Linked DNA regions of Homo sapiens: region 2 is linked to region 1. Evidence: chromatin loops called from intact Hi-C (ENCODE). Cell type or tissue: CD4-positive, alpha-beta T cell. All regions are shown on one strand.

Region 1 (8,000 bases):
TGGGGTCTTGCTTTGCTGCTCAGACTGTAATTTAAATTTTTAAACAAAAGTAAGTAAGGAAATCAGATTCATTTTGCAGATAATGCTACTTAAAAACATCTTCTTCCTAAATTCAGATTTCATGGAAGTCCACAAATTAAACTTGCTTCATACGGGACGCGAACCTCACGGAGTATTTTGGGCAGATCTTACGAATTTAGAAAAGTTGTGTTTGCTTCACATTTTTATATTCCTAAGTGAGTTTTAAGCCAGTTATCCAAAACAAATTTATTTTTCACCTTTAAGAGTCAAGATGTCAAAGTTTTTAATTTCCAGGTGGAAATCATGGAAATCGAAAGGATCAAAAAGAAATGTTTACGGATAGAGAGAGATAAGAAATAGAGATACTGACTTTTTGCTATTTGCTAAGGATGACAATTCCCTGTGTGCATGTGTGTGTGCGTGTGCGAGTGTGTGAGTGTATGTGTGTGTCAGTGTGCGTGCGTGTGTGTGTGCCAGTGTGTTTGCAATGAGCCTCTGCTGGGATGGGGGAGGAGTAGCCAGTGCTGGGGGAGCACCTTCAAGGAACTTTAAAGACAGATGGTGGCAGACTGCGGCCATGGGGCCAGCAGGCTCCTGATTTCATGGCAATGTCTGCCTAGCAACCCTCCTTATTGAAGACCATGTCTCCAGAACTAGCCAGGTTTTAAAATGTAGTTCAACTTTGGAGATGGTTTTTATTTTCTTGTTATGAAATCGAGGCTCCTGCACTAAGAACTCAAATGACTGCATGCCTATGTCTGCTCATGAAGACGGTCTGTGGCAAAGTGATGCTATGGTTGAAACCCGTCCATTGATAGGTCACAGGAAATAGAAAGATCCAAGTTCAGTATTTGGATTAGAAATACAAGTCAAAGACGGAACACTGCCATCAGAAATGTGCGATCCTAAAAGATATTTATTTGAAAGTTTTGAAAAAAGTAAAGCTCATGCCCTGGGGCTTCTGGGAGTATGTACAAAATACAATAATTAAATTAAGTCCAGCAGTTAAAGTTCCTCATAAAAAGAAAAAGCTGGAGTGCTTCCCAATGGGGAATGCTTCACTTAAAAGGAAGGTTTTACTCTGTGGCCTGAAGGTCAACAAACTGGGACTCTGTGGGAATGGATAACATTTCTTAAAGGGGTTCTTAGGTCTTCGTTTTGTTGAAAGAAAATAAAAGTAAAAAGGGACAAGTTTTGAAAATTCAAAAAATGAAGGTGCAGTCCTAAAATCATCACAATTTTTATAAACGCTACACTGGAGGCTATGAAAACATGTTCTCTTTTCTGAGCACTAATCTAACACATATGCCCTTTGAGAAGGAAGAGAAAAAAGGCCAGTGGCGCCCTCTGAACAAACCAGTTTAAAATATGCTGATTTTCATAGGCAGTGTGCATGCAAATTCATAGCCCATTCATTGGCTATTTATTTTGAAAACATTTACCTTAAGTATTCTCATATATTTGACAATTTAAAATTCCTTATATGACACAAAGACTGATCATATTTTAAAAACGCTTTTATGAGGCAAAATTATGAAAATTATCATCTTGGGTCACATTCTTATAACCTAAAATGGAATGTTTCTCATAATTTGAAAATATCTGTTTTTATACTAATCATTTGTTGTTACCTTTCTGGTAATATCTCCCCCAAAAGGAATAAGGTTAAGAATAGGATAGAAATTACATTTTATGAGTTTATACTGTTATAAAAGGTACACTTTATGAGTTTGTATGTACATGTAAACTTGATGTGAAGTTAAACTTTCTCATTTCTAAGCATCACTCTAGGCTCTCAAATGAGTTTCAATCACCAATTTGCAGATCATCATCTTCCTTATGACTTACATAAAAGCTGAATGTTGGCTTTGCATTAAGACAGCATGATCAAAGGCAGGATATTGGGAATAGCAGCTTTGACTTTGGGAGGCCAAGGTGGGTGGATCACTTGAGGTCAGGAATTCGAGACCAGCCTGGCCAACATGATGAAACCCCGTCTCTACTAAAAATACAAAAATTAGCCAGGCATGGTGGCGTGTGCTTGTAATCCGAGGTACTGTGGAGGCTGAGGCAGGAGAATCACTTAAACCCGGGAGGTGGAGGTTGCAGTGAGCTGAAATTGCGCCACTGGACTCCAGCCTGGGTGACAGAGCAAGACTCCATCTCAAACAAACAAACAAACAAACAAAAAAAAAAAACAAAAAAATCCAAAAAACCAAAAACAAAGAAATAGCAACTTTGGCAGCAAAATTTAATTTACTAACTAATTAAGCAGCCTCACTGACATTTCTACTTTGATTCCCAAAGTACAGTATTATCTGTCTGTGCACTCGGGGTCTCTCTCGGGGTCTCTCTGGTAAAATGGACACCGTAAATGTCCTGTGCCAAGCCCACAGTCGAGGAAGGATTGCGGAATGTCCTGCAAGCAGCTCATGGCCTAAGACATTCGATTTACCTCCAAAACACACACAGAATTAGAAAAACATAGTTTGCCCGTGTTGTTGTTTTCTTTCCTACATTTGTTATTTTTGCTTTTGGAATTGTAAGGGGAGGAAGGAAGAGAAGGTAAAATTACAAGGCAGAAGGAAGAATCTAGCAGGACTAGATGGAAGGAGAGATGATGCAAAGAACGGTGCCCATGGGGGATGGAGCTTGGGAGTGAGGCCCGCGGCCAAGAGGTGGTGTCGAGGGAGCCAGCTCAGCATGGCGCTGCAGCCTCTGTCCTTGGCGCTGGCATCCACATCATGCCTGCCCCGGGCCTTCTTCCCTCAGACAACCCAAGACATTTTCCAGCCATTCAGACCAGCCCCCAGCAGAAAATCCTGCAAAATGTGCAGGGGCATGTTGAGTCTGGGAGGCAGGTGCTCAGGGACCTACAGGGGCCGGGGGACATCAAGGTGTATTGCGAGGTGGCACTGGCCTGGTGGCAGAGCTTCCTGGCTGTGTTTTTGATGACTGGTTGTTTGAATTGTGATGAATTCGAGTATCTTTGCTGGGGTCAGGCACTGTCTCTGAGGGAGGCAGTTGCTGAAAAGGAGGCTTTGTTATTTTTCTCATTGTTTCAAAACACACATTTGGAGCTTGCTCACCCTGCAGCACTGATGAACTGGGGAACCTGATGTGGAAGCACGAATCTGAGGAGCTCGAGGGAGGAGGAAGCTGTGTGGTTTAGTGGAGAGAATTTGGAGAGTTTAGTGGTAGTCTTGGTTTTGCCAGCAGTGTGACCTTGAGCAAGTCCCCTAGCAGGTCCAATAGTTGCACAACTCCAGAAGGTGCCCCTAGCATTGCATTTTTTCTATGTGGATGGTGCCCCCTTCAGCCAGGAGTTGGTACTGCATAATCCTCCAGCCCTTAAGGGTCTGCAAGATCAGGGGACGGGACAAAATGATCAGATAAGAGTTTACAGTCAGAACATCTCCAGCACCGAGAGAAACTTCCATAGGCCAGCAGTGGAGCTAGGAGACTGTTAATAACAACGACAACAACAAAAGAGCAATGCAGCTCCCCAAAATGCACGTGGCTGTGGGAGTGTGCCGCCCTTTCTGGTATGTCCCAGAATTTGAACACGTTTTCCTGTGAGAGCATATACTTCATCTAGTAATGAAAGTAAATATGAAGGCCAGGCCAGGTGGCTCATGTGTGTAATCCCAGCACTTTGGGAGGCCGAGGCGGGTGGATCACCTGAGGTTAGGAGCTCGAGTCCAGCCTGGCCAACATGGTGAAACCCCATCTCTACTAAAAATACAAAAATTAGCAGGTTGTTGTGGTGTGCCCCTGTAATCCCAGCTACTTAGGAGGCTGAGGCAGGAGAATTGCTTGAACCCAGGAGGCAGAGGTTGCAGTGAGCCAATATCTCACCACTACACTCCAGCATGGGTGAAGGAGTGAGACCCTGTCTCAAAAAAAATAAATAAATAAAAATAAAAATAAAGGAGAAAATGGGGTTCGCTGCGTAGAAATGCATATTCCAACCAGCTCTGCGCAGTGGGATTCCCAAACTCTACTGTGCGCAGGTTTGGCCCCTGGGTGGAAGTCACTTGATCTTTACTGAATGCCTACTACGTGCCAAGCATGATGCTAGGTGCTTTAAAAATACTGTATTTATTTATTAGTTTTTCCTCTTTATTTTACATTCATTCTTTTAAAAAAATTATTTTAAAAAATTATGGTAAAATATAAGAAACAAGATTTACAATTTTAAGCACTGTGGCATTAAGTACATTCGTATCGTTGTGCCACCATAGCCCTCCTCTTCTCCAGAACTTTTTTCATCTTGCAAAAATGAAACTCAGTACCCATTAAACAGTAACTCCCCATTGCCCCACCCCCAACCCTGACAACCACCATATGCCAGGTGCTTTTGAATACAGTAGTTCATTTAATCCTCTGCCACAGGTTAGGAGCTCTAGAAGCAGATGCTCAGACAGAGTCTACGGTGCAAGATGCCAGGGAACAACATCCAGGAAAGGAAGGAGAATTCAGGATTAGTGTGAAGGAGAAGTTGAATGGCCAAGCAGACCCAACAAAGTCTTGGCTAACCCCACTGGAAACTCTGGCATGTGTGTCCCACCTCTGGCCAAAATGGTGGGGGGCCCTGGAAGGGTCTTGGGCAAGGCAGCGGGGTGGGGAGCTGTCTGCTGACTGCATCTCCCCAGCCCGGCAAGTGGGGATCCTGGAAGTGGCGCATCTCTCTGACTACCACATCCTCATAGGAACTCTTGGAGTTAGGTGTTTTTATTTGGGTAGCTGAAGAGACTGATGTTCAGAGAGAATAAATGGCTTCTTCTTCTGTCTGCACGTAACCTAACCCATTAGTGGTAGAGCCAGCATCAGAACCTAAGTGGAGGAGGGAGACTCAGGTCCTGATTTTAATGAATACATTTTCCACAAGCTCATGCTGGGGATGAGAGGCGAGAGCAGGAGAGGGATCAGAGATGTGTGACAATGTTCAATATTCAAGGCATCCACACTATTTTTTGGGGACACACACATCTAAACAACCACTATAATGAAAGTCCAATCCGTGCAACAGAAGGACTAAGGGAAGAGCAGCAAGTTGTCTCTAGGGGAGCTGGGAGGATCTCTCAGGAGTGGCTTTCAAGCTGTGTCTTAAAGAATGCTTTGGCGTTTGTTGGGTGTCATAGAGAGGGAGGGTTACAGCTTGTGCAAAGGCTTCGGAAAAGATCAGTGTGGACAGTGGCCAGGGCCTCTTGAGAGAGCCATGCTGTCACTGATGTGGGTACACAGGGGCGGGGGCAGGCAGTAGCTGGAGCTCCCTTCTGCCAGCCTGGGAGAAGCTCCCGAGAGCCACCGCACGAATTCCAGGCCCTGGAAATTAGATGGGGAAAAATGGATGTGCCCTTGTCCTCATTTGGGGGTTTGGGTTATTAGCCAGCACAGTTCTCCCAGAAAATCGAAGCCAGAAGTTCATGTTGGTTTTTACGTTCTTCCTTTCACAGAACTCAAAAGACCATCCCCCTGCCCCTTTTTAACATTAAGCCAGATGCCTAGAGTATGGAGTCTTTGGAAGAAACTCTCTACCACAAAGCTCTCTAAAATGGAATGTTCATTTTTCTCTTGATTCTATTAGTGTGTCTGATTATGAAGGAAATTTGATTCTGTGTTTAAAAACAAAACAGAACCCAGCCAAACCAGCTATTTGGCGTTATGTAAACCAAAGAAATCCAGTTTCTTGTCACTGAATCTCTCCCCTTTAGCCAGCTATTTTATCATCATCACATAGCCAGTGTTCGGCCTCTCTTGTTTTTTGTAAGATGGAGTTTTCAGCGTATCAACTCCTTTATTTATGTAATGAAAGGAATCTCTAAAGTTCCTTCCAGGCCTGGGGCTCCAATCCCCAGGGAACCTGCCCAGTTTTCTTTCTTTCTTTCTTTCTTTTTTTTGAGACGGCATTTCGCCCTTGTTGCCCAGGCTGGAGTGCAGTGGCAGGATCTTGGGCAACCTCTGCCTCCCGGGTCAAGCGATTCTCCTGCCTCAGCCTTTCGGGTAGCTGGGATTACAAGCATGCGCCACCACACCCAGCTAATTTTTTGTATTTTTAGTAGAGACGGGGTTTCACCATGTTGGCCAGGCTGGTCTTGAACTCCTGACCTTAAGTGATCTGCCCACCTCAGCCTCCCAAAGTGCTGGGATTACAGGCGTAAGTCACTGCACCCGACCCAGTTTTCTATATGTTTACATGTTGCATGCAACGGTGAAAGAGAGAAAGTTTCACCGACAGAGGAGTCTCACACAGTTTTGGGATTCCTCCTCAGTCAATGGTAGGCACAGGTGAGTTGAGAGGCTGTCTTACACCCATCCTGGTGACAGCCAGCTTTGTCCTGTGACTTAGGTGCGGGTAGCTTGACTCTGGAAGTCTGGCCCCCTTCTATACCTTCCAGAATGGGTTTGTTCTCGAACAAGAGCTTGTATGGGAGAAAAGCACCTTAACTTGGCCAAATTCAGCCCTAATCTTGAGGACAGGTTTCCAGTTCCCTGCGTATGAGCAAAGGGGGAATGGGGCCAGGATGGAGTGTGTCTCTCTGCACGTTTGAAAGGCTGTGTACAAACAGAAGGCCTGGCCTCACTCCTCAGACCTCAGGCAGGCCTCTGACGGGTTGAGGACTGCAGCCTGGCATAGCTCCTGCCCACCAAAACCGGAGGGGAGAGGGAGATGAAAGATGGAAAAAGTGGCTGGTTTCAAAGCATATGGCCTGTAGTTTTTCAAACGTTTTTAATTCCTAATTCGCACCTCTCTTGTTATCATCACACACTGTAGTAGCCAATGGCACTTCTTTTTGCTTTGACACTTGACATTATTTTAGGCCTCTGCTCCTCCTTTGGCTTCCACAAGGGCATTCTAATTTCAAAAGAAAAGTTCATCTGGAATAAGTCCTGTGACTGGCCCCTCTGGCACCCAGTCGGGTTCAACAGGTGTCTGTTGAATGACTAAATGAATGAATGAAGCAAATCCCTTCAAAAAGTTCGGCGACATCTTTACTCTCAGCAAAATTTCCCCATTTCCTTCTTAAACTTGGGATTACCACTTAGAGTGGCCTCCAGGGATTCCCAAGGGAAATCGGCAAAGTTGATTTAACAGTTTTGCCAAAACTCATAACCAAAAAGCTACCATAAAGGGAATGTTCATTTTCCTCTTGATTCGAATACTGTGATTGAACAAAGTGGGCGATTCGACTGGAGGACTGAAAAGCAGGGGACCGGGATCGTCCCTGCGTCCCTCGGGCTCGCGGCCAGGCGGTGTGAGGCCGGGGCTTCGGTCAAGGAGACCACGACCAGGGAGCTGCACCGGGAGCCTGCGGGGCCCCTCGGGGCTAGTCGTTCCGCGTGGCTCGGGTGCGGATTCGGGGCTGCAGGGACCCCAGGGCCGGCGGGACCCCAGGGCGGGCGCAAGGGCCCTGCGCAGGTGTCCGGCCTGCGCGCAGGGTGCGCGGGGGTACTGGGGCCTGGGAGACCCGAGAGAGACGTTATTGTTACAGTGTAACGAGTCTGATTAACATGCTCCTGACACTTTCTCTTAGTTTCTCGGGCTCCTAGCAACAGCGCACAAAGGCGCGGGATTGTCCCGGGCTCCGCGGGGACACGGGGCCGCCTTTGATCTGCCACCATTACAGCCGGGCTGCGCGACAGGCGCGCGGGCTCCGGGCGGCCCGCGGCGGGCGGGCGAGCAGGGCCCACAGTCCAGGCCTCCTGGGCCGCCACACTCCTCCTGGCCCGGCCTCGGCCCCGGCTCCGCGCGCACCGGGGGCGCGGGCGACGAGGCCTCGGGGCTCCGCAGGGCTCGGCGTCTGCGGCCACCGCGTGTACCCCGCGCTCCTCCTGCCCGCGGGGCCGCCCACCCCGGCTCGCGGTGCCCTTCCGTCGGAAGAAGCAAAAGTCAAACCCAGCCGGTCACTTACAGTGGAAAAAAATAAAAATCATTTAAAAGGAAGGGCATGAATGACAAAGAAGTCCCCAAATGA
Region 2 (8,000 bases), 1.2 Mb before region 1:
TGAGAAAAGTTATAAATTAAAGCAATGAAAACTAAACGAGAAGGAACATAAAGAGACCTCAGATGATTCAAAAGTGAGAAATAGAAAATGGAGAAGAGGGCATTTTTTAAAATCAAAGAGAAATGAAGAAAGAGATGAAAATGATTTGCAAGAAAAATGACAAATTGAAGAAAGTCAAAAATCCGACATCTGCATTATAGGTGTCCCTAAGGAAGAAAAACCACAGCAAGAGAATAAAACGTATACTAAACTTTTCTGAAACATAAAAAGATATGAAACTATATATTGACAGCACACACCTAAAAATATTGGAGTAAATGATTAAAAACAATACATACACCAGACAAATGACAGGTCTTTAAATTTTTTAAAAATATATTATCTAGCCCAAATAAGAACAAGTGATTTATAAAGGAAAGAACGTTAGATTATCATGAGATTTTTCAGCAGCAATGCTTTATGTCAGAAGAAAATAGAGTAACATATATAGGATGCCCAGGCAAAGAATATCTGAGCCAGATTTTTTTCCATCCTGAAAACTGACTTTCAACTTTCAAGGTCAGAGAAACTGCTTTCAAGATCTAAGAATATGAGTAATGTAAGATACAAGTAATCTTGTTTCAATGAACCTGTAATCTACTAAAAAACATGCCTCAGATAACCTAAATGAACTCCAAAAGGGACTCTTAAACCATTTGGCATAAAAATTCACATTCATATGTAACAACTAACTACATAAGGACAACATGAAGAGTGAAATATGTAATAATTATTTGTTCTAATATGGATAGAGTACAGATATACAAATGAGGAGGTGAACGGGAAGAAGATATGCAAACCCTTAAGATATTCAGTAGTTTTCTTGGTTGTGTATTTTCATTCTGAGACTATTGTCTATGAAATGTGAAATAAAACTGAGTCACTGTTGAGACAATCTAATTCTGGCATCCCTGGTGCTCTTGATAATCAAGAGTGCTCTTTGTGGAGAAAAAAGGAGATATAGATATCATATAGAAAAGCTTAGGTAAAAATAAAAATCCTAAAGAAAACGTGGCACGTATACACCATGGAATACTATGCAGCCATATAAAAGAATGAGCTCATGTCCTTTGCAGGGACACGGATGAAGCTGGAAACCATCATTCTCAGCAAACTAACACAGGAACAGAAAACCAAACACAGCATGTTCTCAGTCATAAGTAGGAATTGAACAATGAGAACATATGGGCACAGGGAGGGGAACATCACACACTGGGTGCTATCGGGGTGGGGGGCAAGGGGAGGGATAGCATTAGGAGAAATACCTAATGTAGATGACGGGTTGATGGGTGCAGCCAACCACTGTGGGACATGCATACCTACGTAACAAACCTGCACGTTCTGCTCATGTACCCCAGAACTTAAAGTATAACTAAAAAAAAAAAAAAAAAATCCTGGGTCATGAATTTAAATTGAAAACATCAGAATAAACCCAGGCAAAATATTTGAAACAGTGACCAACTCCATAGCAGTGAGCATCTATGGGCTCTAGATATGTTCTTGAAACACCATTTTTCCAATTTTCCAATAAGTAAACCAGGGCTTCTTGAAGAAAATGGTTGATTTTGAATAGGAAGTGTACAAGCTGACCTTGGAGCATCTTGTCATACTAGGAACAAGGAAGCTTTGTCAAAGACTACGAGGGTCATATAAAAAGAACCTACAGACTGACCAACTTGAAAAACTCCCAATGAGCACAGTAGAGATAATTTGACTAACAGTAAGAAATGGTAATTGACATGGACTGAAATCCATTAAACATTAAATAAGTTTAAATCTTGAGTTCATAATGACATTTTTTAAATAGTAATTGGTTACCTTGAGCGATGATAGAAAATCAACCATGTAAAATTAATAAGTAAAAGTCGATAATCAAGCATTTATCTTGGCTTTTCCATACCAGTTTTGCTACTGGGTAACCAAATAATACAGGAGGGAAAGCACCTCATTATAAAACTATCCCAACTAATAAATGAAAAAGAAATGACAGTTTTGCAAACGGAATGAAGTCAAGGGATCTAAGAAATGAACATCAAGACCCGTAACATCACAAAAAGAAACACACACACTCTGTTCCTTTCGATGGAAGAATCTGACACCACCTATGGCCTTGCCAAAGGGATGAAACCAGAGTCTGTATGATGAAACCTCTGGATCCAGCTGCCGATTTTCAGAAAATAGAAGACAGAAGAACGTGTTGAACTGTACCAAGAGTGTGCTTTCAGCAAAATCCAGACTCTCTCTTGGCTGGGTGCGGTGGCTTACTCCTACAATCCCAGCATATTGGGAGGCCACGGCAGGAGGATCACTTGAGCCCAGGCATTTCAAGACCAGCCTGTGCAACATGAAGAAACCCCATCTCTTAAAAAAAAAAAAATGTTACTTAGCTATATGTGATGGCACACGCCTGTAGTCCCAGCTACTCAGAAGGCTGAGACAGGAGGATCGATTCAGCCCAGGAGGTCAAGACTGCAGTGAGTCATGATAATTCCACTGCATGCACTCCAGCCTGGGTGACAGAACGAAACCCTGTCAAAAAAAGAAAAAAAAAAATCCAGACTCAAAAACTATAGGTCAAATGGCCCAGGTTTCTCTATTTTAAGGGGAAAAAAGGGTAACATGTAGATTAATTAGAAGACATCGCCAAAAAATCAGCAAGATTCATACATTGGAATGTCTTTCAGGTCCAAATTATTCAATCACAAATAACTCTATGGGAATTGAGTTGAAGCTTTTGAATTATGTGTTAAAGTATGTAATTCTGGAAACGTGTTTTAACTTAGAAGTTCAAGACTTAAAATATCTCTATATTGTTGATAATTTAAATTTAATTTACTTGTTTTGAGTTATTAATTCTGTCAAAGAATTGTTATCTGAGGCAGTTGGATGTTTTCAGTTTCCAAACAAAACCGAAGAAAATCTTCTTCAACGAATCTTTGACTTTTTTCAAAGTAAACTCCTTGTAATTCCATCATTCATCCCCTTCCTTTTTATTCCCACATCTCTGATATGTTTACATCCAGAATGAGCAATTACTGGCTCCTTTCATAGCTGTAATTTACAATTTCAGATCTGAAATTACTCATCATGAAATGGATCTCTGTATTCTTTGTTTTGCTAATTATTTCAGGTGATTGTCAGTATCTTCTAGAGCCAGAAGAGGGCACTGCAGAGCAGTGTAGCTCTGAGCTCTTTATGTTTAGCACAGTCTAGGAATGCCCTTTGCCAAAAAAAATTCGCAAAGCTTTACTATAGAAGTAAGAAAAAAGAAGGGAATAACTAGATAATCACTATAGGCCTTCTTTATTTAGTAGAAAAAAGAAAGTATATAACGATCTAAATACATATCTAGGACATCAAATGTAATATCATATATATATGTATAAGTAGATGAAAGAAGACATATATATGTGTGTGTGAGTCCTTTCCTTCTTTTAAGAACATCCCAAAGGCCAGGTGTGGAGGCTCACACCTGTAATCCCAGCACTTTGGGAGGCCAAGGTCGGTGGATCACTTGAGGTCAGGAGTTTGAGGCCAGCCTGGCCAACATGGTGAAACCTCGTCTCTACTAAAAATACAAAAATTAGCCGGTGTGGTAGTGCATGCCTGTAATCCCAGCTACTAGGGAGGCTGAGGCAGGAGTATTGCTTGAACCCAGGGGGCGGAGGTTGCAGTGAGCCGGGATCACACCACTGCCCTCCAACCTGGGCAACAGAGTGAGACTCTTTCTCAAAAAACAAAACAAAACAAAAGAACATCCCAAAGCTAAATCTGATGTTTTTCTATTATAATATTGATTCTCCTGCTACCTCTGGCATTAGTTATAAAAACAGTTCTCAAGTACTCTCCTGTATGAATTAATACTGTATTTTGTCTTAGTTCAAATTCAGGACAAAGGCCATTCAGTAGCCTTTTAGCAATCTTGTGCAGGGCAGAAATCATTTAGGCAATAGTGTACCAGATATTATCCCAAAAGTTTTTCCTAACGTGAAATTGCAGGGGCAGTAGATAAGTGATTGGATTCAGACTCTCATCTTCCACTGAAGGAAAGACAACTAACACATGTCATTGTCCTTTCAAGATGAAATAAGAGTTGTGGAATCTGGAGTCCTCTCTTAAAACTCACTGTCACAGGACCTCTGTGCCTGGGTCTGTCTCAGGACTATGTGTGTTCTTAGGTGTCTAAAGAGCAGATGCTCCACGATGATGGGGCCACCAGCTGAGTCTTCCATCTCCAAAAGCGGCTCCAAGCAGCTTTCCTTAGGAGCTGAGCTGTCAACTCAAGAGAGGTTAAATCCATGTCAAAAGTCAACTTTTGGCCGGGTGTGGTGGCTCATGCCTGTAATCTCAGCACTTTGGGAGGCTGAGGCAGGTGGATCACAAGGTCAGGAGTTCAAGACCAGCCTGGCCAATATGGTGAAACCCCATCTCTACTAAAAATACAAAAATCAGTCGGGCATGGTGGCGGGCACCTGTAGTCCCAGCTACTCGGGTGGCTGAGGCAGGAGAATCGCTTGAACCCAGGAGGTGGAAGTTGCGGTGAGCTGAGATTACGCCACTGCACTCCAGCCTGGATGGCAGAGCAAGACTATCTTAAAAAAAAAAAAAAAATTATGCCAAAAGTCAACTCTTTCAGGAGGGGAGAAGTAGGAAAGTTTCAAGATTTATCATTGGAAATAGCATGTATGTGCTACCAAGAAAATGGAAGTTCCAAATAGTTGGTATCCACTCTTGTCTCCTTGTCCATACATTAATTTTTCTCCTAAGAGTTCTAGTGAATAATGAAACCAATTCCGGTTTTTCATTTTTGAGCAGAAAAATGAACAAACCACCTTTCCTCATGAGGGGGAAATCACCAGTATGTTCAGTGATGCTGATCTTTACTACATATCTGCTGTAAAATATGAAAAGTGGATTGCTAGTTTTGATGTTATCTAGGTTATCATTTGTGACTAAAAAGACCTGTTTGTTACTCTGGTTCTTCTCCACTATGGCTTTATGGACACACTGACTGACATTATAGCATTTGTTCATAGCTTTGTTTGTAGAATGGGGTGCTGTGAGTTTGTACCTCAACATACCTAACCCTTGTTGAAAAGAAACTAACTAGGTGATCTATTTTTACTGAATACAGAGTTTTCTGTCTTCTGAGGGTTTTCTTTCCCCCCTCAACTTTGTTTGACACACAGTATGCCCTGTAGGGCTTCTTGCCTGGTTTCAAGATCTGGCTAGCACAGCACTTATACAGGTAGTTTGTACCAAATTAACTTGCCCTGTGCACACATGTCCACTTCAGTCCTTCACCCAGTACCGCCTTTGCCTCTAGGAATCTTAGCCTTCCTTCAAGGCCCAGTATAACCTCCACTTTTTCATTGAAGCCTTTGCCGACTAGTCCAGACTTGCTGTTCCACCGCAGAGAGCTCCAGCCCCTCTGATCTTGTGTTTTCTCCTTTACGTATCATCTAGCACTGTGCCATCTACTGCACTGTACTTGTCACTGATGATCTCATGTGTCCTACCCTTGTCTTCCTATCTAGGCTATTCACTTCTAGAAACCAAGAACTCCAAATTCTATTTACCCTAAATCTCCTATGGTCACTAATATCATGCTAAGTGCTCAGTAAATCTAATCTATTGATCAAAATGAACAGGTCTCAATTACTATCTTCAGTCTGACTACTGGAGTTACACTTTCCTGTTATTTATTATTTATTCTAGTTATTTATTATTGTGAATCTAGTTATTTATTTATTATTATGAGAACATAGTGGCCCATTTGCCTGTTTTCTCTTTGCCCTTCTTCTGCCTGCTTTAACTCCTTGTACACCTTCCACCAATCTAAAATCTGCAACTAGCAAGCCACACAGAACTGAGCTTGGGGAGTATATCTTTGAATTTACAGTCAGCATCCAGGATGGTTTTCTCCTTAGTTCTCTTCTCTGGAGTAATTTTATCATCGCCAACTAGGAAGAGATCTTGAATGCCCATTTCATTCATTCCCCACACCTGCAAGCAAAACAACTCCTAAACTCATTGTTCAGATTAGTGTTAGGTTACAGGCCAAGAACCTGCAGCAGACATAATGTGGATTAGAGAACATTGCGCTAATCAAAGACAAATAAGGAGTCCAGTATGAGGGTCAACGTTAAAGTCTTTGGAAACTGAAAATTTTATTCAGACGAAGGCCATTATCAGAGTGAGGCACAGCCAATGCACCATCCGTGGCTGGGACGTGGGGCCCCACAAGTTTGTTCATGGTGCTGCCCAAATAAAAGTAAAAATAGACAAGAATTGTCAATTGTACGATGATGCTTTAGCGAAACATATTCATGTTTCATGTTTTAACAATGTCATCTATTGAATGATTTGACAGTATATTATTTCTTAACATTCCAAAACTAAAAGTCATACTCTTATCATTTTCAGCTTCGCAAGTCTGTTTTCAGCATCAGGGCAAGGAACCTTCTGGAAAAGGAGACCGCAGTCACTAAAATCTTAAGGTAACACCAATTAATGTTGACACATATTTAAACACAAGTGGGATTATATTAATCGAAAAATAGCTTTTTGAAAAATGAATTAATGTTCTGGGCATCAGCATATACTTTCTGCCAGAAAGTAGCTTTGAGTATCTATGTACTTATAAACAATGTAAAAGACATATTGATGTCATTTCTAAAAAAAAATTTTAGTAGCTCAGTAGGCCTTTCTTTCAAGTATTTAAACATAAATGATAAGTATAAACATTGACCAAAAGGTGAAAATAACTTACTGTTATTTTTAACAGTTTTATATCTTTTGTGATATGTAAAGGAGAAATTGCAATCTAAAGGATAAATGGTAAAAGGGTAAACTTTTTCATTATAGTTCATTACACTATTAAGAGCACATTTATTAAAAATCCGGAAATAATAAAAAGTATACCAATCTTAGAATGCCTATGAAAACATATGCTTTTAATGCTACTTTCTAGAAGATGCGCTGAAATGAAGTATCAAGGAGGAAAACTAAGCAACCGACTTGAGTGTTTTATAAGACTATATGTTATATTATGGAGTAACATGATGAGTATAAAAACACATAGGCATTTAGAATATCATTTATTGGTACATATATTACATAGACATATGTAGATGACACAACTCAAGATTGGGAGCTGGAGGTAGGATCGCTCGCAAGGCGAGTGGACAGATTCATGCCAGGAAGCCCCCTGCAAACCTGCGGTGAGTGATAAGGAGTTCTAGCTCCCTTCTACTAGATTTATTACTAGGAATAGACATTAATGCATTCTCTCCAGAATGCATATTACTATAACTTGGAAGACTGTGTGAGAAAATAAAGCTTAGTATATATGATCTTTAAAACTATTCTTACTTTATAATACTACCTAAAATTTGTGTGCAAAAAAAATTTCCTAACTCATCAAGACAGTATTTCTCTCAATATTGGCTGACGTTCATGCATAGAGTTAAGTATGTGTTGGAGTAGCTGTCATAGGATGAAAATAAGCATTTCTAGGGCTTGTATATTATCACCACAAAATGTGATGAGATAAACAGACAAGGTCTCATTGAAATAGACAACCTGCGCCCCAACTTAGGCTTACTCCCGACTGGCTGGTAACTCCATCCTGGTATTACCATCAGATCATGCAGTGAGGCTGGCCTTGAACCACACATGTTACATCAGGATCATGATTCCAGCTGCACCTACATCAGACAGGTTCATGGTAGGGTCCTACAGCAAGGCTGATCCACTCACTAAAAAGAGAAATTCACCCTCAAGCCAGAAACTACCTACAAGGACATCATAATTCTCAGTCTGCATCGAGTATCTGCCTGCCAAGTCAGGAACTACAGGGACCTTACTCACCTGTCCAGAGCCACTGCCTTGCAGTGTGAATGGGCCCTCTGTGTGAATGGGTTCCCAGAGACTTTCCAAGGCAGATGCAGAAACAGATA

Evidence for each region. Peaks named below come from ENCODE experiments on the same cell type or tissue, not always from the same donor. Only the 100,000 strongest peaks of a DNase experiment are listed, where the experiment ranks them.
Region 2: it touches region 1 in a loop (8-fold over the local background); 4 of 110 quality-filtered maps call a loop at or near these places.

Annotation. Positions count from the first base shown.
Region 1 is chr13:99,895,865-99,903,864 of GRCh38, reverse strand. All of the region lies in intron 1 of CLYBL-AS3 (CLYBL antisense RNA 3), which reads left to right. It also overlaps a transcript of CLYBL not described here. Among named protein-coding and RNA genes, the nearest start is that of CLYBL-AS3, 57 kb to the left of the region's middle. RefSeq lists enhancers at 2,727-3,303, 7,927-8,000. In CD4-positive, alpha-beta T cell, CTCF peaks have their summits at 3,120 and 3,320 (motif pointing left); a DNase peak (open chromatin) is centred at 3,324; H3K4me3 peaks cover 174 bases; H3K27me3 peaks cover 2,766 bases.
Region 2 is chr13:101,123,147-101,131,146 of GRCh38, reverse strand. It overlaps NALCN (sodium leak channel, non-selective), which reads left to right. Exons shown (of 44, transcript NM_052867.4): 18 at 6,466-6,539. Among named protein-coding and RNA genes, the nearest start is that of LINC00411, 180 kb to the right of the region's middle. In CD4-positive, alpha-beta T cell, a CTCF peak has its summit at 3,205 (motif pointing right); a DNase peak (open chromatin) is centred at 3,206.